4 separate regions of the Mus musculus genome follow, and all the other regions are linked to region 2. The links are chromatin loops, found by intact Hi-C in ENCODE. Cell type or tissue: left cerebral cortex. All regions are shown on one strand. Region 1 holds the start of Pex2 (peroxisomal biogenesis factor 2). Region 2 holds the start of Zc2hc1a (zinc finger, C2HC-type containing 1A). Region 3 has its middle 34 kb from the start of Pkia. Region 4 overlaps Pkia (protein kinase inhibitor, alpha).

Evidence for each region. A loop is a pair of places that touch in the nucleus more often than their neighbours do. Peaks named below come from ENCODE experiments on the same cell type or tissue, not always from the same donor. Only the 100,000 strongest peaks of a DNase experiment are listed, where the experiment ranks them.
Region 1: it touches region 2 in a loop (5-fold over the local background); 2 of 42 quality-filtered maps call a loop at or near these places.
Region 3: it touches region 2 in a loop (7-fold over the local background); 17 of 42 quality-filtered maps call a loop at or near these places.
Region 4: a loop joins it to region 2, with 3 times the contacts of the local background. A loop is called at or near these places in 5 of 42 quality-filtered maps.

What each region holds. Positions count from the first base shown.
Region 1 is chr3:5,571,499-5,579,498 of GRCm38, forward strand. Pex2 (peroxisomal biogenesis factor 2) reads right to left here and starts at 4,750. Exons shown (of 4, transcript NM_001267715.1): 1 at 4,540-4,750. In left cerebral cortex, a CTCF peak has its summit at 5,000; DNase peaks (open chromatin) are centred at 4,424 and 4,794; H3K4me3 peaks cover 1,969 bases; H3K27ac peaks cover 1,569 bases.
Region 2 is chr3:7,497,419-7,505,418 of GRCm38, forward strand. It overlaps Zc2hc1a (zinc finger, C2HC-type containing 1A), which reads left to right and starts at 6,008. Exons shown (of 9, transcript NM_173181.3): 1 at 6,008-6,109. The coding sequence starts at 6,094. It also overlaps the pseudogene Gm23592. In left cerebral cortex, a CTCF peak has its summit at 4,571 (motif pointing left); DNase peaks (open chromatin) are centred at 4,326, 4,499, 4,848, 6,002 and 1 more place; H3K4me3 peaks cover 2,305 bases; H3K27ac peaks cover 991 bases.
Region 3 is chr3:7,328,468-7,336,467 of GRCm38, forward strand. No RefSeq gene overlaps it. Among named protein-coding and RNA genes, the nearest start is that of Pkia, 34 kb to the right of the region's middle. In left cerebral cortex, a CTCF peak has its summit at 3,690 (motif pointing right); no DNase peak of the experiment used is centred here.
Region 4 is chr3:7,424,560-7,432,559 of GRCm38, forward strand. All of the region lies in intron 1 of Pkia (protein kinase inhibitor, alpha), which reads left to right. Among named protein-coding and RNA genes, the nearest start is that of Pkia, 62 kb to the left of the region's middle. In left cerebral cortex, a CTCF peak has its summit at 4,475; DNase peaks (open chromatin) are centred at 218, 1,005, 3,850, 4,434 and 2 more places; H3K27ac peaks cover 1,351 bases.

The sequences.
Region 1 (8,000 bases), 1.9 Mb before region 2:
CCTACATTGCTGCTATCAATATACACATTATTATTGACCGGTTCTGGGATCCTCAGAACTAGATGTATTGCCATTAAACATATTTGTCAATGCATACTGCCTACAGAAATTCTACATTTAAATTTACAATCCTGTAAATGTTGTCAGCAGAAACCTCTAAATTGTGATGAATCTCTAGGCCATCTGCTGCTGGGAACTCATCCTTAGTAGGACCGAAATCACAGCTACACTGTCTTAGGAATTCCATTTATCAAAGTGGATGGAAGTTCATTTGATTTCTCTCTAGGTTTTTATAGGTTTTAGGTTAAAACTTCATATTTGGAGGTTGTGTGACTAATCTCTAAGTGCAGACCTTAAGGTTTGAATCTAAAAAGATATTCTTAGTGTAGTCAGATAGATTTACTGTCCATTGTACTGAAATCAATACTAACAAATGGTACATGCATCAGAAAGGGACTTAACTGGATTCCCAGAGTACACTTCAAACATAGGTAAGAGTAAAGCATGGCTAAGATCCATTAGGATACCATGACCTCTGGCTCTCTGAACAGTGCTAAACTCCATCTAATTCTACTTCTGCCAGACTTGCTAAATTAATTGTAACTACTCTGTTGTTCCTCCCTCTATTACAATTAAATTTACTTTCAATACTTTATAGATAGTCAGTTTGATAAGTCACAATAATGCTCATTTGGATACATACAAGACACATAAAACTTTCAAACTGTGGACATTAGGTCTTCAAATTTGTTTTTAATTGAATTCGGTCTTTTCTAAAATGTATGAAAAATAGAGTTCTCACAAAAGAGAGTAGCGATAAGCTCCTTACTGGAAGGGATATGGATACACAAACACACATATGTATATATTTCCCCCTCTTTGAAAAGACCAAAGAAACCAAACCAAACCCAAAAGGTATAACTTTCAAGACTAAATTCATATTACACACAACATGTCCCACCAAAGTCCTTGCTTATTTTAGCTACTGTGCACTTGTTTCAGTAAGTAAGGTTAACTAAAACACTATCTTAAAACCTTAAAACAGAATTTCTAACACCTTTACTTAACCTCACCTTTTTTTTTTTTTTTTTTTTTTTTTTTTTAAGAAAGCAGCGGTTGTTCACATATTCTTTTCTTTCAGAAAGTTGCTATTTTTACATCATACAGAGGGTTAGGGTTAGGTTAGGGGCATACTGCAACACTAAAGACATGCTTGACTGCACACAGGAAATGGCATGCCAAAGAGACTCTGCACAAGTCATTTTACTACAACACATTCCTCATTACCTGGGGGTGGGGGTGGGGGGGGTGGGGTGAAAAAAAATGTAAACAAAAAAAATTGTAATTTACAAGAAGTGTTTTCTCAAAGTTTGAAAAGAGCAGATAGAAAACAAGAACCCCTTTCCAATCAGAGACATGGTTATATAAAACTGACTTTAAAAAGCTGTAAAGAAAATATAGCAGGATATATGATAAGGGGACAGTTATAGGAAAATTAAAACAAAAATTAGAACTTAAAAGATTAATAACTACTATAAAGTCACCATGCTAGAAGTGGCAGAGTATGCTCTGTCCTGTGCCCTATACCAACAAGATGATGATGGCCCAGCAGTATAACTACTTGAAAGTGGCACTAGAGCACACACTGCAGGAATTATTTTCAAAGGCTATGTACGCCTAAAGTGCAGAGACACCAACTACAGCAAACGTCGATTCTAAGCATTCGCACAGACAGGTGAAATACCTGAAGAAAGCACATCTTCAAAGTATTCTAGAAATTCTGGGAGTTTTTGGATCAACTTGCTTAAGAGAAGAATTTCAAATGACTTCAAAATTATTAGAACATAGATTTAACTGCAATTTTTATGGTAAAAGAGAATGGGAAAATATCCCCAAATGAACAAAAAGGTATCAAGTATGGACAAGAAATTACCAAGTAAAACCTAATTGTACCAGACACTACATATTTCCTTTATTTTGTGTCCTGGAATCTGTCTAAAACAGTAGCTGTTATTATGTTACTTTTAAAACAAATATAATTTAAGGTCAAGTAACAATTAATAAATTGCTGGTAATCAATCCAAAATTTGTAGACAATAAACTTAGCTTTTTTGCTGTTGTTGTTGTTGTTCCTCAGGATCATTCAAAAGACAGATTTCATAACTAAGCTCTCCAAACTACAGATGAAGAAAGTAATTAAAGGAATGTGGTAAATCACCCAAGCTCCCATCCACATTCCCTCCCCTATACATTCCGTCAGGGACTCAATCAAAGGGCCTGAATGTCAAATCTAAAAAGAGTCTTCTCTGGGTAAAAAATGTGGTTTGATCATTTATTATGAATACAGAATTGTATGTAAGGTAGATATTATGCCAACACATCTCCAAACACAAGGGTTAGACAAGATAGAGACAGAATTACTTTGGAGTTCCTGGTTGATACATTTTAATAAGGACGGAAAGACAATTGGGTGGTATTTTATCTTTACTCACTCAGGAAAGAAATCTGAGCTCTGATAAAAATACATAATAAATACAGGAAAAAAAAAAGCTACAAAAAAAAAAAAAAAACCACCAAGAAACAAAAAACCCATTATAGAAAGGGACTTTTGACTGTCTTGAAGGAAATGGGCTGGAAAGGCACACAGTCCACAATGGGAAGGCCAGGAGATGACTACTCCTCTCCCCTTCTCCACTACCATGTATAAAACTCAGTTGAAATCGCTGCCAGGCTCACAGTCAAGGAGAGATGGAGCAGCTGAGGCTTTCCCCAAGGCTTCTCTCACATTCTCACGGCACGCAGGAGGGCCACAGAATACTTAGAAGTTACCTTTACTTCACAGGAAGAAGACAGGGACTACGTAGCCTACATTCCTGTTGTCCAACCAGGTTCACCAAGAATGGGGGAAAGGTGCAAGCAATCTCAAATGAACGTTGGTTCTGACATAAAAACTGATACAGCTCAGACTTTCTTTGTACTATAGGAACCTGAAAATTACTTAATGCCCTGCAGATCATATAGTGCTAGATCCCTAATTTTCCTAGACAAGGCATGACCAGCAAGTCTTCACATACCTTCAAGGCTCAGATATTGAATGGATCAAACAGAAAATTAATGCAAAGGCTTTGAAGACCTTCAATTTAAACAAAACAAGGATATTCAGTAGGAAGGGAAATGGGAATTATGAGTGATCAAAAAGACAGAATTAAACTTTTCTTATTTTTAAAAAATAAGATAGCATTGCCATGTTTGTCCCTTTTAAAAATAAGGAATACATAACTTTAGGATGCCAGAATAACCGGATGAATGCATACTGAAAACAATGAACAATTGTGCTAAGAAGAATTTTCATGCTGAGGAGCAAGTCAGATCATCGGGTCCAAGATGTGAACTAGATCCTTACAGGAACACTGTTGTAAAAGAACATATAAATAGCTGTGCTTGTTAAACGACAGTTGACAGCCGGCTTGCTTTGTCTCTCCTCTGCATGGCTTCAGGAAATTTCTACAAAAGTTCTTTTATGGAACAATTTTAAAGCCACAGATTGAGTGCTACCTCTAATTACTAAAGAAGAGAATTAGTCCAAAAGGTAGAGCTGGGCAGAAGCAAACTATAATCAAGACTAGAACTTAATTCTTTTCATGTTAGTGGCCTAGTATGCTCAGTTTCTTTACTTTTTAAAGAAAAAAAAGGGGGAGGGTCTTTTTTCCTACTAATTCTGACTCATTTTTCAATTCTCCTCATTCTGGATACAAGTAATTGATAGTACAAAAAGGATCAAGACAGTAACAGAAAGAAGCTACTCCAAATCCATTCTGTTCAGGTTTAACTAAAGGCCACACATTCCTGGAGGGTGTTTTGACTACAAACTGGTAAGGGTCGGGATGGGGGTCCTTAGTCATACACCAATTATCTAAAATAATCAAGATGAAAAATGTGGCAAAGGGTCCCACAGAATATTTGAAACCGATAGTCTGGGAAAGTTTCAATCCGTGAAAAGTTCTTTTGCTAAGTGTTGCTGTGTGAAAAATGGCACGTGAATAAACTACTGAACCAACAAAGACTTTTAAGGACTCCCCACAAAGAAGAGAAATGATTATAACATTCCTTATAGCAAACCAATGGATTGCAATGTAAGTCAGAAACTAACTTGTAAGAAAACCTTCCATAACTCTTGCCACGAAGACCAAGAATGGGCTGTTGGAAACGTTGAAAGTCCAAAACACTGAAAAACTCATAAACTACAAGAGATTCTTATTTAAGAGTTAAAGCACTCAATCTAGTACTGTTCTAAAGGCGAGGAGGCGCTTTCCGGGCTGTCTGCAGCGTCGCCGCGGGGCGTGCAGAGGCAGAAGCGTTGTCTGCGTGACAGCGTTAAACTAGAGGAAAACTAGGCGTCTGGCTTGCTTTACCGCCTTTGCGGAACCGAGACAGACTGAGCCACCGCGGCCTGCAGCCAAGGCAAGCTTCGCGACGCCGTCCTCGCAGAGCGTGCGGCCCGCGCGCCCTACGGCGGGGCGGCTGCGAGCGGACACTGACCTGCGGGGTCTGCGGGACGCCCGGGCGCCGCACGGCCGTTTCTCAAACAATCTCCGGAAAGCTGGGCATTCCGTGGCCGCATCTGGGTCGCCCTCACTTCCGGAATCTGCGGGCTTCCGGAGCGACGGAAGACCCGGAAGTGGCTGAAGAGAGAGCGGGGAATTACACCCAGAAGCAACACCGGGTCTGAGGAAAGCCGGATAAGGCCTGGCCACGGAAAATGCCGAGGAGCCGAAGGGACGAAGAGACGAAGGGACGAAGGGACGAAGGGAAGAGACGCCCAAGAGGACACTCCACGCACTGGGATTGGTCCGCAAAGCTGCCTCTGATTGGCAGAAGCGTCACCGAGCGGTCAGCGCGGGGTCAGGGCCGGGCGTGAAGAGGCTTTGCTGTCCCGGCCCAGAGGGAGGTCTGGGCTCTGCGGGCAGGCTCTGGGCCCAAGGACGCCGCTGACGGCCGCTGGACAAGTGCCGCCGGCTGGCGACCCGGCGCCTGCGCACCTGAGGGCCGGGGACTGACCTTGGGTCCTCCCGGTTGTCGGTCTGACCTTGTCCCCAGATGTGTGGCAGCACACTAGGTCCCCATCGGGCAGCCACTGGGGCAGAGGCTGCAGGCCACCCGATGGGAGGCAGGCCAGTGACAAGGAGCTAGAATGGCCTTGGCTGGGTGGGTTGGTCGGGAGGTACTTAGGAAATCAGGTAGAGCCTACCGAAGTTGTAAAGTCTTTTTAATGCTACCAACCCCGCCTGCATCCCCAGGCTCGTGGAGGTAGTGATACAAAAATACAATTGTCTCCAATGCCCCAAAACTTTTCATTGTATTTTGTTTCAGAAATTACCCAGAGCATCAGAGTTCTGTGCATGACACATGGACAGCATAAAGGAGGCGGTAATAAGAACCTCAGAATCATGCACTCAGTACAATTCTGATTCTTTGTTTTTTGTTTTTTAAATAATGTGTGTTTTTAAAAAAACAAAACAAACAAAAAAACCTTAGTATCTGGAGTATATTAAAGGAGAACTTGGGAGCAAAATTGGGTGGAAGACAAAGAAAGCAAACAAATCCCTTTTTAACAAGTAACCTGACAGTGTAGAAAACACTGTAGGAGGAGCTCCAGTTTGCTACAGTAGGTATGGAATACAGATAGGGACTGCAGGGATGTGTCTAGAGATGCACCAGTATACCCACCCCATGGTGACCACTATCTTCTTGTGATTGGTTTGAAATACAGCCTACTCTAACTGTAAGGTATGGACACGATTCTAAGACAGCTTAAAGGGATACAAAATACTCATCAATTTGATGCATTGGCCATTATATTGAAAGTGTTCCAAAAAATTTAAAGTAATGGGGTTCCTATTATTATGTAGGGAGCTGTTGTTCAAAATAGTGAATTCTCTTTGAAGAGCAAGGCTTTGACTTAGTTGTGTAGGAAGGTAGCCCAAGGTAGGCTGTGATAGACTGTTTAGGTTTTGGTGTTTTTTGCTTTTGATACGGGCTTTTGCAATGTAGCTCTATGGTTGGCCTCAAAGCACTTCTGTCTCAGCTGCTATGTGCTGGGAAGACAACTGCATATTTTCTTGCCTAGTTCACTTGATTTTTATGAGGACAAAGGTGAAATTAAAAAAAAATAAAATAAAAATGGGACCAGGGAGAAGGCTCAGGAATGAAGGTACTTTCTGCCAAGCAGAAGGGACAAATTTCATCCTAGATACTCAAATGGAAAGATCACCTGCTCTTGAATCCTTCACTATGTCTCCCCCATATAAGCACATGCACACACACAATAGCAATTACATATAAACAAACACATCACACACATGTGCACACACAATAATGGCTAGAGAAGACATTTTCAGAAAGCATCTCTAGTTCAAAGAGTTTTAGTAGGTCTCATGAACACACATCACAGTATCTCCATAACAAAGATCCCAGCTGCACGAGAAATTTGAATTATATTAGATGATTCTTAAGAATGCCAGGAAGCATAGCATTTAAAATTACTGCTGAAAATATTTAAAATCAGGATATATTTATATAGTGTACTTCATTAATCTTTGTAGTGAGCTAGTAGTTTCAGAAAACTTGTTTTTATTATTTTAAAACTTGCCTTAAAAACATATCCACTCATTTATTGAACAAAAACCTGAGCTGGGCTTTATTCCTGGGCCAGGAATATTGCTAGACAGTGTTAATGAGAAAAAAAGCCAAAGAGAAGACAGAGATGGCCTATTTCTAGGAGCTAATAAGGACCTGTTTGGTCACTATGAAGATAATAAGCAAGGCATATCATATTTTGCATTTGTAAATTCAACACATTAATATTTTAACCAAGAATTATTCTTACAGATGTACAAAGGATCTTATGAAGACTTGACTGTGGTCTTTTAAGAAGTACTGAAAAAATTAATATATTTCATTTACTATGAGAATTTAAAGAAGAAAAAATTGATTAATCTTTTACCTTTAAAGTACAAAGAAAATAATGGCATCCTATATCCTCCTTTTGCCTTTTAGTGGTTTTTAGGCTCTAAAGAATTTACCAATAAAAATGTTAAGAACACATTGATTTATGCCTCTAACATATTTTTAAATTGCTGACTTTAAGAAGGTAAATTTATATTAGCATATTACATTATTCTTAAATCAATATAATTGGGTCTTTTAAGAAAAAGTTGATTGTACAATCTTTTAATGTTAGTGTTGCTGCTGTAAAGAATTTCTGTGAAGTTAACACCTCAAACCAACACTTATTTTTATATCTTAAGATGGGCCTCAGTGCACTAAAATCAAGGTGTCTGCAGGCCCTGGTTTTTCTCTGAAGCTCAGCGGAGGAGTGTGGGCCCTTTGCTCACTGGTTGTTTAGTAGTTTGCTATTTGCTGATGTCAGGTTGATGTTTCTCTCTCTCTCTCTCTCTCTCTCTCTCTCTCTCTCTCCTTCTCCTTTCTTCCTTTCCTTTTCCTTCCTTTACTCTCCTCCCCTCCTCTTCCTTCTGTTCCATTTTTTTCCCTAACTTTTGTTAGCAGAGGACTTATACAATGCCTAGATACCACCCACAGTCTGTATTTGGAGGCTATCTTCCTCTATCTTAGAAGCAGGGGGTGAGGCCCTCAGCTATTCTTTCCCCATTCCAGGCTTACATCTCCCTAGTCACTGGTTTTACAAAAACACATTTGATTGTTGTCTTAGGGTTTTACTGCTGTGAACAGATACCATTGACCAAGGCAAGTCTCACAAGGACATCATTTAATTGGGACTGGCTTACAGGTTCAGAGGTTCAGTCAATTATCATCAAGGCAGGAACATGTCGAATCCAGGCAGATAATGGTGCAGGAGGAGCTGAGAGTTCTACATCTTCATCTGAAGGCTGCTAACAGAATACTGACTTCCAGGCAGCTCGGATGATGATCTTATAGCCCACTCCTACAGTGACACACCTACTCCAACAAAGCCACACCTA
Region 2 (8,000 bases):
TTCATTTTGTTTGTAAACAAAATATCTCTTTTTATAGTTGCTTGCTGTTTTTGAAAATGTCAATTGATAAGTTAATTTGTATGTTACAAAATTTCATAATAAAATTCAGACCCTTGAGAGTTACACGTATATCCCTAAAATTATGCTACAAAATTGAGCCACTTTTAATTTGTGATTACTTATATATTTTACTAGAATTTTACAAACTAAACATCAGGATGATTTCTTCCCAACCTGTGTGATCATCTTCATCACTATCCTCTTTGTCTTCTCCTTATCTTCATCTACCTTCTCTACCTTCTTCTCTTCCTCCTTTTCCTTCTTCTTCACTAAGTTCAAAAGGGACAGATAATATTTAACTGCATACCAATCACTTTTCTAAAAATTAGTCTGTGGGTTATTGCAGTTTATCATATTTGAAGAATTATACAATTTTTAAAATACTAAGAATTGCTAGGACTCACTGTTTTCACAGTTACATTTTTTTTTATAAATTGTTGTTAATTCATAAAATATATATAATAGAGTAGAGTGATGATTCTGGAATTTTGCTTTCTTTAAAAATTATTATTAGAAAGTATTTTTGTTTTAATCCCAGGTATGGGGGATATAGTAAAACTGTTTCAGATTGTCCACTACAGCTGACTATGATTAGCCTCCTGCTCCAGCAGAGGCATGATTTTGCAAGCTGCAGATACTTTCTGTGATTGTGTGATGTTAGAAATTCTGGGAACTTTTTAGAAGGTACATAAATGCTTCAAGAGGCAGGATCAGTGGTTGTTGTTGGTTCAGGAGATGTTGGTTGCAGTTTGTTAGTACTCTAACTCAAAGAAGAAACAGAAAGAAATTTGATTTCAGGATCTCTCTTCTTCTACCTCCTCCTCCTCTTCTTCCTCCTTCTCCTCCTCTTCCTTCTTCTTCTTCGTCTATCTAGTGTTAGGGTGGGAACCAGGAGGGATAATTGGTGGGAAAAAGAAGAACCTCACTATGTTAAGAAGTGCCAGGTCACTTCCCTGTCAGCTTCCTTACCTGGGATGGATCAGCAGGCCCAATACCTTCCCATACCCTACACATACCCTACAGTCTGCATGCCTCCCAGGAGATCCACAGTAACCAGGGACACAGCCTGCTTGCCTCCCAGGAGGTTTGAAGTAACCAGAAACACAGGCAGCCTTTTCTAACCAGAGTCATAGGAGGCTCACCCTAACCAGAGACAGCACTACCTGCCTCCCAGAAGACTGGCTCTAACCCCTGTCACAGAGTTCTATCTGCTTCCAAGGAGGCCAGCTCAAATCAGAGACACCCAATCCAGTTGACATCAGAAATAACCAGATGGCGAGAGGCAAGTGTAAGATCATAAGGTACAGAAACCAATGCAATTTGGCACCATCATTATCCAGTTCTCCCACGACAGCAAGCCCTGGATACCGTAATATGACAGAAAATAAAACAAAGACCTAAAATTCCATCTCATGAAGATGATAAAGACCTTTAAGTGGACTATACATAACTCCCTCAAAAAATTACAAGAAAAGTCAGGCAAACAGATAGAAGCCCTTTAAGAGGAAACAAAGAAATACAGGAAAGTACAGTCAAGCAGATGAAGTAATTGAACAAAACAGCCCAAGAACTAAAATTGTAAATAGAAACAATAAAAAAAAATACAAATAGAGACAACCCTGGAGATGAACAACTTAGGAAAGAGGTCAGAAGCTACAGAGACAAGCATCAACTATAAAATAAAAGAAATAAAAGAGAGAATCTCAGGTATAGAAGATACCATAGAAAATATTGACAGATTGGTCAAAGAAAATACAAAATGTAAAAAGCTCCTAACCCCAAATATCCAGGAAATTCAGGACACCATGAAAAGATCAAACCTAAGAATAATAGGAATAGAAGATGGTGAAGAATCCCAGCTCAAAGGGCAAGAAACCATCTTCAACAAAATCGTAGAAGGAAACTTCCCAAACCTAAAGAAAGAAGTTGCTATAAATGTACAAAAAGCCTATACCACATCTAACAGATTGGACAAGGAAAGAAAATCCTCTCTTATGTAATAAAACACTAAATGCACAGAACAAAGAAAGAATATTAAAAACTGTAAGAAAAAAAATGGCAAGTAGTATATGAATGTAAACCTATCAGAATTACACTAGACTTCTCAACAGAGACTCTAAAAGCCATAAGATCCTGGGCAGATGCCATACAGATCCTGACAGAACAAAAATGCCAGCCCAGGATACTATACCCAACAAAACTCTCAATCACCATAGGTGGAGAAACCAAAATATTCCATGAGAAAATCAAATTTAAGCAGTAACTTCCCACTAATCCAGCCATACAGAGGATACTGAAAGGAAATCTACAACACTAGGAGGGTAACTACACCCAGGAAAATACAACAAATTACATATTTCACCATGAACCCAAAAGAAGACAATCACACACCACCAACAACAAAAATAACCAGAACTATCATGTCTTTGATATCTTTCAACTTCAGTGGACTCAATTCCCCAATAAAAAGACAAAGGGTAAGAAACTGGATACACAAACAGGATTCATCATTCTGCTGCATGCAAGAAACACACCTTAGCGACAAAGACAGATTCTACCTGAGCTTAAAAGGCTGGAAAAAAAGCTTTCCAAGTAAATGGTCTCAAGAAAGAAGCTAGAGTTGTCATTCTAATATCTGATAAAATAGATTTTTCAACCAAAAGTTATCAAATGAGATGGAGAATTAAACTTCTATTCATCAAAGAAAAAATCCACCCAGAAGAATTCTCAGGTCTGAACATCTTTGTCGAAAGTGTGAGGGCACCCTCCTTTTTATAAAAATTTTACTAAAGCACAAACATACATTCAACCTCAACTCAATACCCCACTCTCACTAACAGGCAGGTCATTGAAACAGAACACTGATGCAAAAATACTCAATAAAATTTTCGCAAGCCAAATCCAAGAACACATCAAAAACATCATTCAGTACTATCAAGTAGGCTTCATCCCAGGAATACAGGGATGGTTCAATATACAAAAGAGTAGGCAATCTTGTCTTTCCCTGATTTTAGTGGGATTACTTCTAGTTTCCCTCCATTTAATTTGATGTTGGCTGTTGGTTTGATATATATTGCTTTTATTATGTTTGAATATGTGCCATGAATTTCTGATCTTTCCAAGAGTTTTAACATGAAGTTGTGTCATATTGTGTTCTATTATTGCAATGACTTATTGGTCTGGTATGTGGTCTCTGGCTTCTGCTACACTATCAATACTGGATCCTCACTCAGGATCCTACAAGATATCCTGTTGTTGCCCTGAGTCATAGTAAGCCTTTGGTTTTGCATCTGTATGACTGCCACTTCCAAGCACTCTGGCAGTTCATCACTGGGGTAGATGTTGGGGTGGTCAACATATGGGCCTGGATCTGGGCCTTAGAGTTATCTGATTTGGTCAGCCCTCCAGCTCTCCTTTTGACTATTGGGTCAGCTAACCAGCATCCCCTGTTATCATGACCAGCTCTATCTTGCTGCCCAAGTGAGCTACAGGGTGACTCTCCCGAGTGTTGCAGTCTGTGAGGGACATGGTCAGTTCTCCCACTCTCTTTACCCAGGGGCCAGATCTCCTACCTGCCATAGATGGTAAGAGATGAAGGAGGGGAGGAGGGTATCTCTACTTCCTCTGCACAACAACCCAACAGACAAGAGGCAGTGCCAGCTCTCCTACACTTGTGCCCTTAGGGCTAGCTCACTCACAACCCCCACAACCCCCAGCTATACTGTGCTGCTCAGGTGAGGTATAGGGACTGCTCTTTTGAGTGCTGCAGCAGATAAGGAGCAAGGCCAGTTTTCCTGCTTTCATGATCCCAGGACCCACTATCACAGGATGCTTTGGTGAAGGATTGGGCCAGTTCTGTACAGCCTTCAAACATCAACCTTTCTCTGGGCAGCAGCCCAGAACAGGGGCATCCTTCACTTTGCCTTTGGAGGTAACAGAGTTCTGTTACTGTATGGCTATGGACCCAGACATGGCCTTCTGTAACAATGCGGGACTACATCACCATGGTCCCAGATGACATCACAGGCTACTCACATCAGGATGTTCCTCACTCCAGTTCTGCCTCTCCTCGTGTGCCCATACCCTTCTGTTTCTCTTTGTCTTCCAATTCTCTACCGCTTACTTGCTCCTCTTACTAGCACCTAGGGTCTCTGAATGTCTGGGGTTGTCTCAGGAGTACAATGCCCTGTTCATGCGTTATGGTGCTAGTCAGGGGTCCTGTCAGGCATGGCCTATCCCCTTAGGCCTGCATAGCCCTCCACTGGCAATCATCTCAGGATACCTCTCTGCCCAGACCCCATGGCACCATTCTGATGGTCATCTCAGCCCTGGACACTGTATGCTTCCCCATCCCCCCACCCCTGCCCCCGACAGGCCCCTCATGCCAGACTGGTAGCTTTTCTGACAGGCCTTTTTCCAGAAATGTGAGGTAAATTATTCATGGGTCAGAACACTGAACTAGACATAGCTTCTCTCCTCTCTGCCATCTACTGGCAGACATGTGATATAGCAGCCACACCTGTAAGGCTTCTAGATGGCAGGGCCTCTTAAGGTACTTTTGTTATTGTTGCTATTTTTATTATTGTTATTGATGTTACTGTAGATTTTATGGCTAATAAGGCTTGTGTCCATCATCCTAATATTTGTCTAAACTTGCAATATGCAAAGTAAATGTCTTCTTTATTTTGATAATTCTTTTTGTGTTCTTTTTATTTTTTTGGGCATTCTTATGAAAGCTGTCCTCAACCTCATCTGATTTTGTCTTAGAAGCATGGCCAGGGGACTGGTGGTGGCGGGGCTCTCTACACCAATATAGGGTAACTAGGTTGGTTGCCTGCATGGAGGTCCCAGAAACTCAGAAGTCAGGGAAGCCCAGAGCAGAACAAGGAAAGGACTCATGAGATAATTGCAGAATGGAAGTTTCTTATACTATTCTGTACCAGACTCGGACTCTACGGTCTTCACACCCACTGTGAGCGTCTTCTCACAGATAAGACCTCTTGGCGTTTGCTTGTTTAAACAAAATCAGAGAGTTACTGACATATTTAAGTGTATACAGAATTAAGACAACTTTTGAATTAAACTGCTCAACAAGAAAACAGTGTAAGACTTGTTACGAACAAAATATATTGATAACTTAGTAATGGACACCCCAGAATCAGTAAACAATATGATTGGTTTATTCTTGCTAAGTAAAATTTTCGAAGAGTTTTAGTAAGGGTAAAATGTGTTAGACTGTGAAGCAAAACCGTTTGAGTGGTTGGATTCCATTTTGACTCTGACAGAAAGACACCTTTGTGCCTTGATAGGTTAGCTTCCCAGTTTAAAGCGCTCAGTACAGTACAGCCTTGATGAGATGCAGAACTGCAGTTGAGGGCAAGCATAGTGCTGGCCAGGGAAAGATTGTGCAACGGGGAAGTTTCATTTCTAATTTCGGGCCTAACTTTTTATAGTTAGAAAACTGTTTCAGAAGTTTGGCGCAATCTCAGTTCCACAGTCCCATACAGAAAATATGACTTACCTAGGAAACAATGTCTTAGCCCATAGAGCTGTGTCTGAAGAACAAGGCTAGAGGATGTTGCTTGATTTAAAAGGGCAGTGAACACGGGATGGTGCTGGACCAAGGCCCCCTTATCTTGTTACAAGAGCTCAGAGGGACCTGTTAAAAAGACATTCTCTTACTGACTGGAGATGAGGAGCTCCGAGATGCGGAGGCATTCTAAGCTGGAAAACAAGGTGTGAGCCTAAATGTGGCTGAAGTGGAACAAAGGCGTGTAAGGATCTCGGATTGCCAACAAAAGTAGCTGCGGTTTCCAGGGAGGGTGGTTGGAAAAACCTTGGTGGAAGGAGAGTCCCTCGGGAGGTGGCAGAAGGCGCAGCCCCGCCCTTAGTAGCTCCGCCCCTGTCACCCCGCCCCCACCCGCGCGGACCAATAGGAGGCCGGGATGTTAGAGTGTGGGAGGTGCGGCCGTGTTGCTACAGCAGGAACTGGGCGGCGGCGGGTGCTGCCTGCGGAGCCTGAGGCGGCGCGTCATGGACGGACTGGAAGGTGAGACGCGAGGGGGATGCGACCGCGGGGCTCCAGCGGGCCCGAGCGACCGGGGCCTGGAGTCTGGGGGCAAGTGCGGCCGGCCGGCCGGCTCTGCAGCGAGGTCCCCGCGCTCGCCGACACCCGGGGCGGAGCTGGCGGCCCCTTACGGGAGCGGTGGCCGCGGGCTGCCCGCCGGGCACGGTGCTCGACTTCACCGCGGGGTTGGAGCCCCCGCGTCCTCACTTCTGCAAGGCCTAACTACCATGTCGGGTCCTTTCTGGACCCCTGAGTTTCCTGTGGGCACTAGGTGTCTCTGGTCGAGTCTTATCTTTGCAAAGTGTATTCTTGGTTAAGGTTCGCGACGCCCGGGTCGCCAGCTCTTGCTGACCCCTCAGGACCTGCCCTGCCTCCAGCGAGCTCTGGACACACACCTTGGACAGTCGTAGGTCCATTCCTTCCATTTCTACCGCACCTTGCTCGGAGAGATGCCGGAGCATCTCCCAAGGAAGTGTCCCTGGCGAGCTCTACAGCAGGGACAATAGCTTCAACATTAATGGTTTATTCACGAGGACGGTCTAGGGAAAAGCCAGCTTTGCTTCCTTATCTTCACTTTATCCTGGTGCCTTAGCCATGGCTTCAGATTTTGTTTTGTTCCCAGTTCTTTCCCTTTCTTCATCCATTTTAATCCCGCGCTAGGACAACATTTCACTTAAAAAACAAAGGAAGGAAGAAAAAAAAAATCTTAACAGTGGTGACAACAGTTTCAGGATTTAAAAAGACTAGGGATCTTTCTGATATACAAGCTTTCAGAAAATTTGGATCCTGCTGCCTTAAAATAGTTTTTTTTTCTCTCTTAAAATTGTTTCACCACTTACTGTACTTGGAATGAATAGGGGACTTGATCCCTTCATTTTCTTGTATTATAGATAGTCAAATATTTCAGGACATGTTACGAAGTTAACAGTGGTAACTGATAACTCTTCCCCAGTGATTTAAGTGTACCAGAAAGAAAATATAATAATATGATTATGAATTTTATTTCACAATGATATTTTGCAGTTAAGCTTTCTCCAAACATCTTGAAGGTGATAAAGAATTCTAATAGATCATTTATGCTGCAGATTAGCTGTGAAGGTCTTGCTTGGTGTACCACTCAAATTAACATGAAATGAGAAATTGTAATGACAGCATACCTTTCAAAAATCTCCTATTTTTGGATACCCCTACAGGCAACTCATTTTAGTGATTTACAACTATACTAGTATAGGGACTGTATAGAGAATAGAGTTGAAACATAGGTGTGAAGACTTTACAACGCTATCATACTGCATGAAGAGTGTTTAAGAATACTTCCCAGATTTTTACTGATCAATATTTACAGTGAAAGAAATATTCATCCAATGTTTCACTTATTTATCTATGCATGCAAAGAATAAAAAATTGTCAAAGTTCTTGCTATCTAAATCAGAAATTTAGGAGAAATAATCGAATACTAGTATAATATACACTCTGTGTGTGTGTGTATGTATGTATGTATGTATGTATGTGTGTAGAACATAAGGATCCTCATGTAGTATGCAATGAGCATGATTCATGAGTCAGGTTTATGTTAAGCAGTACTGGCCCTTAAACTCTTTGATTTTTCTTTTCCTGAACAAACTAAGATGCCATCATTTCATGCATTCAATTATAATAAATTAGGTTGAAATATAAGGAAATCATTGTTTCTGTCTGGCAGAACAGGTAAATATTGGCAACTAAAAGTGATCCAGCATAGTTAGAGCTCAAAGTGTTCTGTTGAGTGGAAGAGCAGTGCTCGCTCTCTTGTGGTTTTGTCCTGGCTTCAGCCCCACTCCACTTCCATCATTCTTTCAAAAAGTGAGTTCATACAATGTCACATTTTTCAGAG
Region 3 (8,000 bases), 170 kb before region 2:
AAATGTTCTCTCTAGTTTCTATCACAGCAGCAGGAAAAGTAGCAAATATAGCTAATAACCTAACATATATGGTTTTCTTCATATCTCCTAAGGTTTTTATAAAAACAGAATACTAAAGGTAACAAAATTAATAGACAAAGAGCTACACTGGTTCTAGGTTAATGTGTACTCATATATTTGAAGCAGGTAAGTTAGAAAAACTAAGGAAGGGAATACAAATTTATAGACACAGAAAACCTGGACAATACCTGCTTCTCAGAATTTGGAAGGCAGAAGGAGGAGAATCTGTAGTTTGAAAATAGTTTGAGCTACTTGAGACCCTATTTCAAAAAACACAATATCTACAATAAGAGTAGAAAGTGATACAGCCTGTGGAAGAAAGGCTCGCCTTAAGTTCTGCCTTGTGAAGGTGTGCGTGTTATTCTTATACTCTGCGTACTAAAGGGATAAATGACCAGGTCATTTCCATAGCTGAAGAAAAAAGAACTTTGCCAACTCAACAGTATATCTTACCAAGGTGAGCCAACACAATTATTCAAACTTTCTTAATAAGGAAGCACTTTCTTCTAAAGAAAATGCTCAATATGGTTTTGTTTTCTTGCTTGCTTTCATTTTTTTGAAAATAATATTTTCTCATATAATATATTCTTTTTACTGTTTCTCCTCCCTTGAAGGAAAGATGTTCCCTATCTCTACAACCATCCTGATCTACCCCTTTTCTGTCTCTTCTTAGAAAATAGACACCCAAGAGATAATAATTAATATTCATTTAATTCATATAATAGAAAAAAACTAACACATCAAAATGGGACAAAGAAACAGAGGGCAAAGGGCCCAAGAGAAGACACAAGAAACAGACCAACTCAGTTTCTCAGTAAGGAATCCCATAAAACACTAAACTAGAAGCCATAATATATATATGCAAAAGACCTGGTAAAGACCTGTGCAGGCCTTGTGTATCGCCTCAGTCTCTGTGAATTCATGTGTGTTGAGCACGGTGATTTAGAGGGCTTTGTTCTCTTGCTGTCTCCATCCACTCTGGCTTTTATATTGTTTGTCTCCTCCCGAACAACACTCTCTGAGCCCTGAAGAAAGGAACTCGATGAATCCATCCTATTTGTGACTGAGTGTTCCAAGGTCTCTCACTCTTTAATGTCTCACTGTGGTCTCTATATTTGTTCTCATCTGCTGCGGGAAGAAGCCTCTTTGATGATAGGTGAAGATGGAACTAATCTGTAAATATAGCTAAATGTTATTAGAAAAAGTTGTACATCTGAAATATTTTTTATTTCTCCCAAATGTTCTTAATCTTATTCTCTACCTATAATAATGTGTTTCAACACCCTATCAAGTCCAGGTGCTTACTACACTCAGGACAGATCCAGAGAAACAGCCTCCAGATGCTCCATCTCCTGTCACAGACACAGACGCTTCTACTACACCCAGGACAGCTCCACAGAAGCAGCCTCCAGATGCTCCATCTCCTGTCACAGACACAGACGCTTCCACTACACCCAGGACAGCTCCACAGAAACCCTCCAGATGCTCCATCTCCTGTCACAGACACAGACGCTTCCACTACACCCAGGACAGCTCCAGAGAGGCAGCCTCCAGATGCTCCATCTCCTGTCACAGACACAGACGCTTCCACTACACCCAGGACAGCTCCACAGAGGCAGCCTCCAGATGCTCCATCTCTTGTCACAGACACAGACGCGTCTAGTGCCTTTGTTCCTTCTGACCTATCCTCAGATGGATGGCTCCACAGACTCTGGACAGCAGAAAACAGTCCATTCTCCTAAGACTAATACCCATTCTTCTAGGTTCCCTAGAGACACGTCGCCCCCAAAGCCAGCCAGAAGTAGTTAGGTATTATGACAACCCTATTTCTGCTTCGCCATTACCTCTTTCTAATTTTTTTTCCTTTTTTAAAAAATAAACCAAAACGGGAGAAATGGGATGTTAGCATTCTGTCTAAATTCCATCCAGAGTTACCTGGCAACAGCCAGGTATATCTGGCCCACTATAAAAAGGGTTGCTTGACCCCTTCTCCCTCTCTTGTTCTCTTGCTCTCTGTTGCTCTCTTGCTTCTCTCTTCCTCTCCCCTTCCCATTCCCTTACCCCCTTTCTCCACGTGGTCATGGCCAGCCTCTACTTCTCTACTCTCTCCCTCTCTCTGCCTCTACTACCCTCTTAACTCGCCTCCCCATGCCCTGAATAAACTCTATTCTATACTATAGTATAGAATAGAGAATTATAGTGGTGCCTCAGGGGAAGGGACTCTTCTATGTGTATGGATGTTTTGTCTGCATGTATGTCTGTGCACCTCATGCATGTAAGGCCCTCAGTGGCAAGAAGAGAGAGTTAAATCCTACATGAGTTGAGTTACAGATTATTGTAAAAGTTTTTTTTTGGGTGCTGGGTATTGAACCTGTGTCTTCTAGGACAGTAGCAAGTGTTTTTGATGAATGAGTCATGGCTCCAGCTTGGATCGCTTCAATGTTAAAAACCCTGAGCAATAGAAGAAATATTCAGTACAACAAAGACAGCCTACAAAATGAGAGAAAAAAATCTCATTATTCATCTAGTAGGGTTAATAACATTCAGAGTTTGTAAAGATCTCAGGAGTTGAAATAATAAAATTTAGAACAAAGAATACAATTCTAAGTGGGCAAAGGAACTGAGCAGACACTTTCCAAATAAAGAACAAATAGCGAGAAAGAAAAATCCAATATCTTCAGCCTCAAAGAAAGACAAATCAAATTTAGAATGAATCCATGTCACCAGGTTAGAATGAGAATCAATAAAAGGAAAAATGCCATTTTTCCAAAGTATAGGGTGTCTTTATACTGGTGGCAGAAAGCAAACTGGTCTAGCAACCATGGAAATGAGCATGGAAGTTCCTCAAAAATATAAAAATAGAACTGCTATATGATCAAGTAAGCCACTCAGTATTTGGTCAAAAAGAAACCAAGTAAGCTTGTTTTGAAGATTCTTGCATACTTCTGTTAACCTCTGGCCTATTCACAGTAGCCACATTATGGAATTAGTTAGCTACCCTCAGCAAACTAATAGATAATGAAATCCTGGAATCAACCCAAAAGGGAGTTTTATTTTGCCATAAAACCAGGTGAAATTATTTAATTGAAAGGAAAATTAATTATACTGAAGTCAAATCAGGAGAACAGAAATTTTGTGCAAGACCAAATATTATGTGTGTTCTCTCATATCAGAGTTAGAAGGGAAAGGATGAAAACAATAAGAAAATAACAGGAGGCGGGGGCAGTTGATAGGTGTTAGCAGTACAGCTGCTCTTCCAGGACCCAGGTCCTGTCACTCTACTCCTAGAGTGTCCTATGCACTCTTCTGTCATCCAAGGGCCCTATGTTCATAGGGTGCACACATATGAGTTGTCAAAACACGGCTACATGCTCAAACATGTTTTATAGGAAATATTAGAGATGTTGAAGAGGAAAAAAGATGAAGGACAAGTGATAGAGGGTAAATATGATTAGAACACATTGTACACATTGTTTAAATATCATAATAATAGATACATTAGTTTATAAAATTAACATTTGCTAGTATTTCCTATACTGAAAATATATCCAATATTATATGTATATTTGTTATAGATTGTATTTATGTATATGGATATCTTGTCTGCATATGTATATACCATATTAAACCACTAGAGGTCAGCACAATACTTAGACTAAATATGGGTTTTCTACTTTTTTAATATTTTTTATTAGATATTTTCTTTTTTATGTTATTTTTCTTTCTTTTTTTTAATTATGTATTTTCCTCGTTTACATTTCCAATGCTATCCCAAAAGTCCCCCATACTCACCCACCCCCAATCCCCTACCCACCCACTCCTCCTTTTTGGCCCTGGCGTTCCCCTGTACTGGGGCATATAAAGTTTGCAAGTCCAAAGGGCCTCTCTTTCCAGTGATGGCTGACTAGGCCATCTTTTGATACATATGCAGCTAAAGACAAGAGCTCCGGGGTACTGGTTAGTTCATATTGTTGTTCCACATATAGGGTTGCAGTTCCCTTTAGCTCCTTGGGTACTTTCTCTAGCTCCTCCATTGGGGGCCGTGTGACCCATCAAATAGCTGACTGTGAGCATCCACTTCTGTGTTTGCTAGGCCCCAGCATAGTCTCACAAGAGACAGCTATATCTGGGTCCTTACAGCAAAATCTTGCTAGTGTATGCAATGGTGTCAGCGTTTGGAAACTGATTATGGGATGGATCCCTGGATATGGAAATCACTAGATGGTCCATCCTTTCGTCACAGCTCCAAATTTTGTCTCTGTAACTCCTTCCATGGGTGTTATGTTCCCATTTCTAGGAAGGGGCAAAGTGTCCACACTTTGATATTTTCTTCATTTACAATTCAAATGCTATCTCAAAAGTCCCTTATACCCTCCCCCACCTGGGTCTCTCCTTTTTATAAATCCTGTTCTCAGTCAAACTGTAAAAGTATAATGTACAAGCTGTTTACATTTTCAGCCTTCTATTCAAAGCTTGAAAGAATTTTGCCTCTTGGAGAACCTCAACTCTGTCTAGACCTTTCCTACTTGATGTAATTCTATGTTTTGTTTTACCTTGGTTATGAGAACACTCACCTACTCATGATGTACTGCAAGAAGCCTGCTTGTTTTCTAAGACAGAAAGAGAGTAGATGGGGTGGGAGAGTAGGTATGGAAAAACTGGGAGGCATAGAAAGGTTGGGAATTATAATCAGGATATATTATGTGAGGAGAAAAGTATTTTCAATGAAAGAATACTTTCTACACAGAGATTTGCTGCACAGTGTAGAGAAACTTAGCTTATATTTAAGAGAATAGTGGTGTCAATATAATTGTTTCAAAAACAAAATCTAACAACAATGTAGAGATAAGTCAAAAGAGAATTTGAATACTTAACATTGACCCAATGCATGCTGTGGCCTAGAATTTTACAAGAACTTTCGTGAATTAGGATTTTTAATGATCAAAAAACTGAGGGATGAGATACAAAGCCAACCACAGCTCTCATGGGAAGCTCAGCAAGTTTATGGTATGGGCAGTACAGGGCAAGGCTGATTTCAGTGCCAAGGTCACATTTTCTGGAGATCAACACAGAAAGGAGAGAAAGACGCCTCACACCAAGATTGACCTAATAGGTGGGAAAGGTGGGAATGGAAATGGAAAAGACACCTAGGTTTAAATCAAGAGGACACTGCCACACAAACCTGACAGGGAAAGTTGAATTAACTCTGAGAATATCAGATGCATGTGCCATTGACTAAAATAAACCTAAGTGGAAGATGAGAAGTCATGTGATTGCTTATATTCTAGTTATTAGTTGTGTTTTATTATTTAAAATCACAGGAAAGAAATGGGGAAAATCCTACTTTGATTCAAATAGGTAATGCGTGGGATTTCCACAAATACACACTGATTTTAGGAATTGTTTACTGAGTGGCAACTATATGCTAGACACTGACTTGAGTTCTCGAGATATAGATAGATTGACAATCAAAGTCCATCTTGAGGAATAAGCAAATGTCGTAGTTGACAGGTCATGATAAATCTCCTTTTTAGAAAGACATAAAGCACAGTGAAAAGTCAGATGGGACTATTGCAACAGATAAATTATTAACCTATTAACCATTAGCATCCGTTCACAGCTGTGGTGACTTAGAACAGCTAGTGTCCTATGGCAGCACCTGTGCTAATTAATGAGTTGCCATAGGGGTCATTTCAAATGTTCTAGCCAGTGCAATGTAAAATTAATCTTTTGTTTATCTCAGTGTACTTAATATATTACCTTTTCTGCATGAATTAAAAATGGAAAGATTTGAAAATTGGCCATATAAAGACTTAAAAATTCAGAGATCATTTGAAACTGATTTTTGCAAAGGTTCTCCAGCATTTAGGTCATAAACCCTATCCATCACTTCCATCGTCCTCATCTTTCTGCCCACTTCATCAATAAATATCAGAGAGAATTCTAACATCTCAAGTTTCACTTCATATGTATCCCTACTTAATATAGATTTAAATCTTTAACATAACATTTTTATTGATTCTCTGGGAGTGTCATATCATATGCCCCAATCACACTCACTTCCCAGTCCTTCGTGGTCTACCTTCTTACCCTTGTAACTCCACCCCACCCCCCCAAAAAAGTAAAAATAAAAATAAGAAAAAGAAAGAAAGAAAGAAAGAAAGAAAGAAAGAAAGGAAGGAAGGAAGGAAGGAAGGAAGGAGAGAGAGAGAGAGAGAGAGAGAGAGAGAGAGAGAGAGAGAAAGAAAGAAAGAAAGAAAGAAAGAAAGAAAGAAAGAAAGAAAGAAAGAAAGAAAGAAAGAAAGAAAGAAAACCAACAACACCAAATCCAATTTGGGTTGTCTATGTACTCAGTGGGGAATGGTCAACCTCTCAGGGCCTACCCCTTAAACAAAACTGGATCCTTCCCTTTCCTCACCCACTCCAAAGTCATCAATTGTGGAGATCTACTTTTCAGCATCTCCATTATATTTTTAAAGAGTTCTACTCTTGAGGCTGGAGAAATGGCTCAGCAATTAAGACCACTGAATGTTCTTCCAGAGGTCCTGAGTTCAGGTCCCAGAAGCCACATGGTGGTTCACAACCATCTGTAATGCGATCTGATGCCCTCTTCTGGTGTGTCTGAAGACAGTGGTGAGCTTCCACTCAAGGCTATCAATTTTGGTGTGGCACAGGAGGCTGGGGTAGGACTAGTGGTTGCCACTGATGCCTTCTGTGTCCCTCCCTCTCAATTGTACATCTGCAGTCACCTATATCACAGCAAAAGCAGCCTTGTTCTTCACAGTCTGTAGAAACATGGACCATTGGCCTCTACTCAGTTTGTGGCAGAAGCACCAATTACTAATAGGACTCCTGGCTGTAGTAGTATCATCAATTCACCAGAAAAAAAAAAGACCCACAGAGGCAGCCCAGACCACAGATATCAGCTTGAACTCAGGTGGAAGCACAGCGCACTCAGATCTGTAGGGCACACAGATGTCAACATGGCTTCAGGAGTAGGGGGAGCCTAGACCAAGGATCAATGCCTTTGATGATAACATGGGTCGTAGACAGCATTAATCCTGGATGAACTGGGACAATGGACCCAGATATTGTACTCTGCAGTATCATAGACCATTGCCTTGGGGTGGGAACTCAGCCCACCTACATCAATACGGCCCCTTGTGGCAGCAGAACTCATGGATATCCATGTAACCACATGTATACACATGTGGATGCAGATACAGATACACACACATATACATATAAGTATGCATATATATGAACAATACTGAATAGCCTGGTCTGTTTGCATTGTGTGTGTTTGTGTGTGTGTGTGTGTGTGTGTGTGTGTGTGTGTGTGAAACAGTAGTAATCTATGAAGAAAAGATGAAAATGTCATGTATTTGGGATGTATTGGCAAAGTCATGGAAGATGTTGGTAGGGAGATACAAAGGGGTTGAAATACTTTAAATAAACCATTGATGTATGAAATGCTCAAAACGTGTTTAAATGAGGTAACCAGCAATACAGAAAAGAAAAAGAAAGTTTAGCAATTACAGTGACAAATTATCTTTCTGTTTCTAAAGCTGCCTTCAGTGAGTAGCTTGAACAGTGTTCTTTTCCACATTTAGACATTTTATTTTACATTTGAAGGATTTTAGAATATTACCAAATCAAACAGTGAGGCAGTCATCAATGAACGTGAAAATGTTTGTGCTTAAAACACAAGAACAGAATCAATCTCCTGCTGCTTCCCAGTCCACAAGCACTGGTGGATCCTTAGAAGATTCCAGCTTTCAGCTCCCACTTGCTTATTTTTAACCAGAATCTTAAGAAAAATCATTGGCTCTTAACTATCAACTTCTCTTGTCAAAAGCACCGTTTAATGTGTGTGTTCAAAAGACCCTCAGGGCCTTGTGAAAAAGGGACAAGAAAATTCATTCTAATCTTTCTATATT
Region 4 (8,000 bases), 73 kb before region 2:
AATATGCTAAACACAGTCATAGAAAGTGTTAGTTTTGGCTGAAAAAAAGGCACATTAAGATGTATAAGCACAATTTTAACTGGAATATTCAGATATCACAAAAAGTGTTCGCTTGCAGCAGGAGAGCTCATATTGATGTGTGAACTGTATGTGGTTTTAGTTAATGCATTTCCACTCATTCAGAAAAGAAAAGATGTAGCATTGTGATGTCATGGCATGCCATTCTTAGACTTAAAACTGCTGTTCCTTTCCCATTTACCAAATATTGCCATCTGCTTATTTATCCTAGCTAAAACTCCAGACACAGTACAAGTTTCTCATTCCAGAGCCAGCAATTTCAAACATCCCACTATGGCAGATACTGATCATGTCCTCTGTAGCAGACGCTGCTTCTCAGTGTACCCTGCTCTTTAAATCTCGGGGCCCGGCAGCTTGACCTAGGGCCGACTGATAGAGACAGGTCTAGTTCTTGAGAGCAGGCATCTGTTGAAGCATTTTTCTCAAGAACAGACTAAAATTCTTTAACGGAAGCAGCAGCAACATTTGGAAGACAAAGTATGTCTTTAGTTAGTTATAATAATTCAAAACATATAAATGTCATAAGCATCATATTTGCATGAACTAACATATTGAGTTCCTCTCTGTCTTCAGTTCTCTTTCAGTTAAATTCTCTACAAATTAATCTTTACTGCTTGACTCTAATCATCCTTCATTTTTTCTTTTTCTTTTCTTGTATCTTTTTCAAACCTTTCTTAGTCACAGACAATTTGACTTTTGGACATTCCAAACAACATGTTATAAGCATGTACCAAATACAGCAAATATCATTTATAGGTAATTGTGCTGGCTAGTTCCATGCCAACTTAAAACAAGCTAATCACTGGGTAGGGAGAAGTTGAGACTGAGAAATGCCTCCAAAACATTGGGCTATAGGCAATCCTGTAGGGCATTATTTTTGCTGGCTTATAGAGGCTAGTTCAGCCTATTTTATATAAGGCCACCCTGGGCTGATTCTAAAAGAAAGCAGGCTGAACATATCATGTGGAACAAGCCAGTAAGCACTACCCCTTAATGGCCTCTGCACCAACTCCTGCTTCCTCTTCCTGCCGTGTTTGAGCTCCTGTCTTGACTTTCTTCAATGATGGACTACAATGTGGAAGTGTAAGCCAAATAAACCATTTCATCACCAACTTGCTTTTTGGTCATAGTGTTTCATCACTGCAATAGTAACCGTAACTAAGACTAACCAACTCTACACGAGAACCAACAGGCACCCCATTAGATGAACCACATTAATATTAGTGTTGAAATTATTAAACATTTTCTCACTTTTGCGTGTTTTGTTTATATTTTGGAACCATTTTTCAGGCATTATTTAATTTTCTCATAGATCCCTGTCAAAATCACAGTTACTGTTAATTATGTTTTTAGTCACTTAAAGCTAAACCACCTTCCTGACAACGAATCCTGATTATAAAGCACATCCAAAATGCTTAGACCATACATATTTAGACTATGTAGGGTTTGGAGTAAGAAGGTTTTATGGACCAAACATAGAAATCAAAGAGGACATATGATATGATTGAAAAGTCACATTCTGTAATGATTTAAATAGATGATCAGTTTGTGAAATACTGTCTCAATATAGTATGGAAATGGCTACATATGTATAAAGAAATATTGAAGACAAGCTCTAAATATAAAATGAAATAAACTTAGCTTAACATGTCCTAAAGTAAAATAGTATTAAAAATATCCCTACTAATTATGTAACATAATAACATGAACCTGTTACTTCATCATATAAATACTATATTGATAAAGCCATTAAGACATTTAAATTATCCTTGTACACTCGCTGGTGAATGTGGTGTGCCTTTTCAACTTTTAAATATCCCCAAAGCACTCAACTTCATAAACTTCATAACTAATTTATTATCTTATGCCTATCATTACACATTGGACCCATCCAATAAATTTGATCTTATTTTACTCCTCTTGTGATTTTAAAGATGGAAAAGTAAATAATAAATTAATTTTCTAAATGTTTCATAACCTACATTTTTATTTTTAAAACAATATTTTATCATTTTCTTATTTATTGTATGAGTTCATATACACATGAATGTCAGAGGATGGCTTGTAAAATAGTTTCTCTCCCTCCACCACATGGAACTCAGGAATGCACCTCAGGTGAGAGAGCTGGCTTGCTGACAACTGCCCTGAAACAGTGAACCATCTTTCTGACCCCTGATTTTTGAAAGCTAAATGTTTATCAGAAATACATACAGGGAAACACGTTAGTTTAATGGGAAGGTATCCATTTTAAAAGTATCTGTAGTCCTTAAAATAATACAGAGCTGGGGAAGGAAATAAGACAATCATTTAGAAAGATTCACGTAAGGAAGATCATTGCTAATCTTGGACTCTCAAAGCTGTTATGTGTTTGAAGTGGGTAAACCTAGGCTTCCGTTCTTATGTCAGTGTTTCTACTGACTGTGTAAAATATTAGTGAGTCAGTTAACCCCTCTGCTTCTGTTTCTTCATTTGAAGTGCACTACCTATAGATAGTATTTCTACTGCTAATTAACCATCTCAGCAGTACTCTTACAGGGATTAATCATGAAATATATATATGAAATATTGAAAAAATGATATAGAAATCTCTAACATGAGTACAAAATAAATCACTGGAAGCAGCCAATGCTATTTTACAAAAGACATTGAAAACAAGCTATTTGTGAGATGACTTCTTTCCCATGGGTGGAGCTGAGACAAGAACTGTCCATCTTGCTGAAAGATTCTCCATCAATAATACATTCTTGCTCTTGTCATTTCTCCCTTTACCTGACTGAGGTGTGCTCATATGTGTTGAGCCTATAAGCCATGTATATTCATTTTCAACATTAGTTCAAAATATTTGATAAAACATAAGAATCTAAAAATAAAAAGAACTTAATTCAGACTGCTATGAATTGACCAGAGCTTCCTGTTGCTGAGGCTATTGTTGAAATCTTGTTGTAAGTGGGAGCACACTAAAGAAGGTATTCATGGATAACTGTTCATGTGTTGCTAGAGAAAAGAGAATTTAAGAAATTAATGTAAGAGGACCTGATATTCCCCCTCTAAGGTATCTATCAAGATTACCTGTAAAAATGAGATAAGAAGATCTAAATATGGTTTAAGAAACAAAAGAAAAACTACAGAGTTAGTTTTTTACTAACTAACTAACTACCTAACTAACTAACTAACTAACTGTGTAGTTACTCTTCTTGGTAAATACCTGAGCACCTGCTCAGTCACATTGTAGACTGAAGGATCACCATTCCTAATAATCTCTATAGAAAACAAACTCGGGTTGTTTGTGCCCGGGTGTTTTGCAAAGGTTTTCTTTAAAGTGAATAATGGGATTTGTGACTGCAACATCCAAGCTTCCAAATGAAAAAGATACGTTTTGGAAAATGCCATATCTGGCTCAAAAAAAAAAAAAAAAAAAAACTAATTAGGTTGTATACTAGAAAATGTAACTAGTTGAAAAATTTACCTGACTCAATGCCCAGTGAACAAATATATGCCAAAAGAGTGATGCTCAGTATTGTGTGTGTGCATGCAAGAACAAAAGAGCCACTCATGACACAAGACAGATGTTAGAGACATTAGCAAATGGGGGTGGAAAGCATTTTCTTATGCTTTTACAGTCCACATTGTAAAAAAAGAAAAAAACAACTTTACAAATACCTGAAAAGGCTATTAAAGTTCTCTTCACTGTTGTAAACCTAAAAGAAAAATCGTTATGAGGACAGGTTTTCCTCACATAGCGCAATGGAAGCAACAGATTGCAACAGATCTAGTGCAGGTGCAGATTTGAGAAGCCAGATGTCCCTGATTAAGCCAGACATTTATAAAAGCCAGAGTTACGAATGTAAAACTATACAAAATTTCTGTCATCATTTCCTTTTTCTTTTAAAAACATATTTCCTTTACAAAACAAGTGTTTATGTAAATATATATTAGGTTTATTGGTATATTTCAGAGAATTAATAAATACTTATATTTGGCCAGTTCTTTCATTTTTTCACATGGTAAATGTTAGCAGATTTGTTTCACATAAATGAAAGCTCATTGAAGTTCTTGACCACTGTTCTTAGTGCAGGGAAATCTTAGACAGAAAACACCAATGTGTACTGAGTACTGAACACACTGGGAATTGCACAGGATTTCATTATTTTAACATTTGAGAATTTTTGTCACTGAATTTGAGAGTGGAACAAGGTAATTTTTTCTGTTTCTGACATTTAGACTTCATTTTTAAAATTGGATTGTTCACTCTAGAATCCTCTGTGCGTTGGAGGCAGTCTCTCTATCCTCCCTTCCAAGTGTGCGACTCCCATTTCATGTGTCCCATTTACAGAAGTAAAATTAGCATGTTCTTCAGTCACCATTTGGCTCATGACTCAAAGTCACTATAAAAACCATCTTCGCAGCTTCATAGGCTCAGCTTCTTCTAGGATACACCGATGTGGAAAGCTTCGATTTAAGATAGGAGGCGTAAGTACATGCGGTTATGAGGTTCCTGAAACGTAACTAAATCTGTAATTTCTGCTAGAGGAAAGTCTGATTTCTGTCTGTGAATAGTTGCACTGTGATATTAGAAGAACTAAAAGACATTAAGTAAGAAAGTCCCCAAACAACTCATGTTGTCAGAAAGTCCCCTTCCATTTAATGTCTCCTGAGGACAGCCCTGATCCCTTCCTTCACAGTGAGAGGGAGGGGCTTGCTCCAGGGGACAGAGGGAGGGGCTTGCTCCAGGGGACAGAGGGAGGGGCTTGCTCCAGGGCACAGAGCATGATTAGTGCTTTTTCATAAGTGCTGACCTAATTATATTAAATATTATTTTTTAAATTTAAAATTTAAAATGTAATCTATTATTTGGTAGCTCAATATTTAAGAGTAAAATATCTTCCCTCCCCCACTCCAGACCTTAATTAATATAACTATATATTTGCATAACTGGGTTCAGAAATGTACCATATTCTATGCCTATATACAATAAATTATCATTAATGTCTAGAAAATTCTAAATATAGCAACACAAGTAGGAAACAAAGTCCATTATTACTATATTTTCCAAGGGTTTTCTCTTTATTTTGTACAGTTAGAATAAATAAATGCTAATTGGTCCTCTGCTAAGCCTCTGTCAGCTGCTGGAATTTATTTGATGGTGCTTCCATTCTTCCTTCCTTCTTTCCTTCCTGTCTCTCGATATGTTAGTTATAACTTTCAACAACAATTCTACAGGATTTCATAGCAAAAGTTTGTTCTCCATGAGGTGATAATGTATTTTTTGTTGTTTTTGTTTGTTTGTTTGTTTGTTTGTTTGTTTTGTAAAAGACATCTCTGGATCTTTGGTAGCTGAAAGAGACCCATGCCTAAATACTTGATTTGGATGAGGGAAGGCATTTTGTATGGGAAAACATGCACTTTGGAGAACCTAAGAATAATAATAAAAATAATAATGGAAAGACATGCGTAGAATTCAAACCAGCTATGTATTTTCTCCATAAATGGAATTACATTTCTTCTGCTTTGCATATGTTTATCTTGTGCTATCTGTATGCTATTTTCTTTTATCATAAATTTGTTTATCCAAATAAAGAACTTTTTAAAGATTAATTTTCTATTAATAGCTAATAATTATTATTAAGGTGAGAACTATGATGAAATACCTAATGTTTAGTTTACAATTTACTTTAGATGTATAATCTACACATAAATCTAATAAATTGATACAAAAATATTTAACAGGAGAGACTTCTACAGGAATAGTGCTTCTATATCAGTTCTTATTGTCATAGACTCAATTCAAATCCAATTTGTGTATAGCCAGTTGAGGACAATTATAACATGCCCTTAGAATTTTCATATCCCTGTTTGTCCCAGCCCATGCCTATTAGCTAAGAGTGAACCAAATGAGAGTTTAAAACTGTCAGTTCTGTTCACAGTGATAGACTTTTCAGCTTCTTGTTCAGTTTTTTTATTCATATCTTTGTTGGAAATATAACAAATTCTATGCTTCATTTTGATATTACAGATCTTCTTAAACTCAGCAGCAAGAGTGGGTTAGACAAACCCCACATGTTATGGCAGTCTACAGAGAAAAGGAATAATAGGAAGAAGACAAGGAAATTCTTTTATAAAATAAGACCTGGATTTTAAGCCTTGGTCTGCATATGATTTAAGGGTCATTTGAAGTATGAGACATTTTTAACTGAAAATGAGGTATTGGTTTTTGTCGTATTATTTTCTTTTGCCAGATGATGAATAATAGATAGCAGTTGTTTTCTTTCTTTTAAGTCATGCTTTGAAAAACTATTTTAAAAGACACTCACTGAGAATAGAAACTATAAAAAGTGTGTATTTCTCTCACTTCATTTCTCCTTAAATACTTACAGGTGTATTACTGGTTCTTTTATTCAGTTCTAAACCTTCAGGTTAATGTAGAAAGTAAACATAATGTTGCTAATCGTGCTCTAGCTAAAGACAATATTCTTGTTACTAGCAGAATTTAATTATAGCAAGGTCAAAACATTATTACTGACTCAGAAACAGCCTCATAAAGATGTATAAGAGTGTGTTAGGAATTTATGAACCTATGTTCCAAACATTTAAGTACCAAAGTAAAGATGGGGTGGAAGGTTGAATCTCACCGTCCTCACACTCTGCATAAATTGAATCATTCAGGTTAGAGTGGGTCCACTTTCATTTGCCATCATCTGGAAGCATGGACAGTCTGTGGCTGCTGATAAAAGGATCTTTGCCGCATCTATACTTTGATTTAAGACTGACACTATGCAAGTAACTATGTTAGAAATGCATATACAAAACTAATAGCAAACCCATTTTCTTTTCAAATTAGAGTTTCAGTTAGCAAACAAATGATAGGACTGAATTTTAACATTTTTATGTATTTAGCACTTGGTTTTCCTCACATCTTGTCACTCCACTACCATCCCCATTCCTCCCACTCCCTCCCTTTCTGCCCTTCTCCAATGGATTCCTCTTCTGCTTTATCTCATATTCATTCCATAATTGAGAGAGTATATGCAATATTTTTTCATCTTAATAAGTCCCTGACTTGTCATAGCTTGCTATCTGTCTAGAAAGAGAGGTCACCATAATGTTGACAGTGCTTTCTACAGACAAAATTCTGACTTATAACTTGCTGTCTGAAGATGGGGAAAGTGATAAAAGAGAAGATGAGTTTCGGCTGAATTCTGAAGGCTCAGTCTGTTTCACCAAGCAGATTTATTTGCATTCCTGGTGGGGAACTGATTTAAGCAAATTCACCATCACAGATCTCTGAAAAACACTGTGCTATATTCTGCAATATACCAGCATGACATGTGTGGTGAAGTAAAATAGGAAGAAGCAAGAGCCATTTGCCCTTAAAAGGAATTCTAATTTTTAGAATTTATAGACTGTGTGAAGCTTTTGTTCTGTGAATATTGTTCTGGAAGCAGCATTTAAAATAGAATGAAAATGTAAGTGATTAAAAAAAAACTACTTATTGAGAAGTAATTAGAAATTGATTTCAAGGGTGAGAGATAAACAAAAATGTGCTAAACATGGTGTATAATGTTATAGCAAGTGGATGATTGTATAGGAGATGGTATAAAAGAAGATCAGTAGCATGTTTCAAAATTAAAAGGGAGGAAGGAAGGAAGGGAGGAAGGAAGAAAGGGAGGAAGGAAGGAAAGAAGGAAGGAAGGAAGGAAGGAAGGAAGGGAGGGAGGGAGGGAGGGAGGGAGGGAGGGAGGGAGGGAGGGAGGGAGGGAGGGAGGAAGGAAGGAAGGAAGGAAGGAAGAAAGAAAGAAAGAAAGAAAGAAAGAAAGAAAGAAAGAAAGAAAGAAAGAAAGAAAGTGGGCGAGAGGAAGGAAGGTAGGAAAGAAAACAATTCACCAGCAAAGAAAGACAACACTGAGAATATAGTTTAGGAGAAG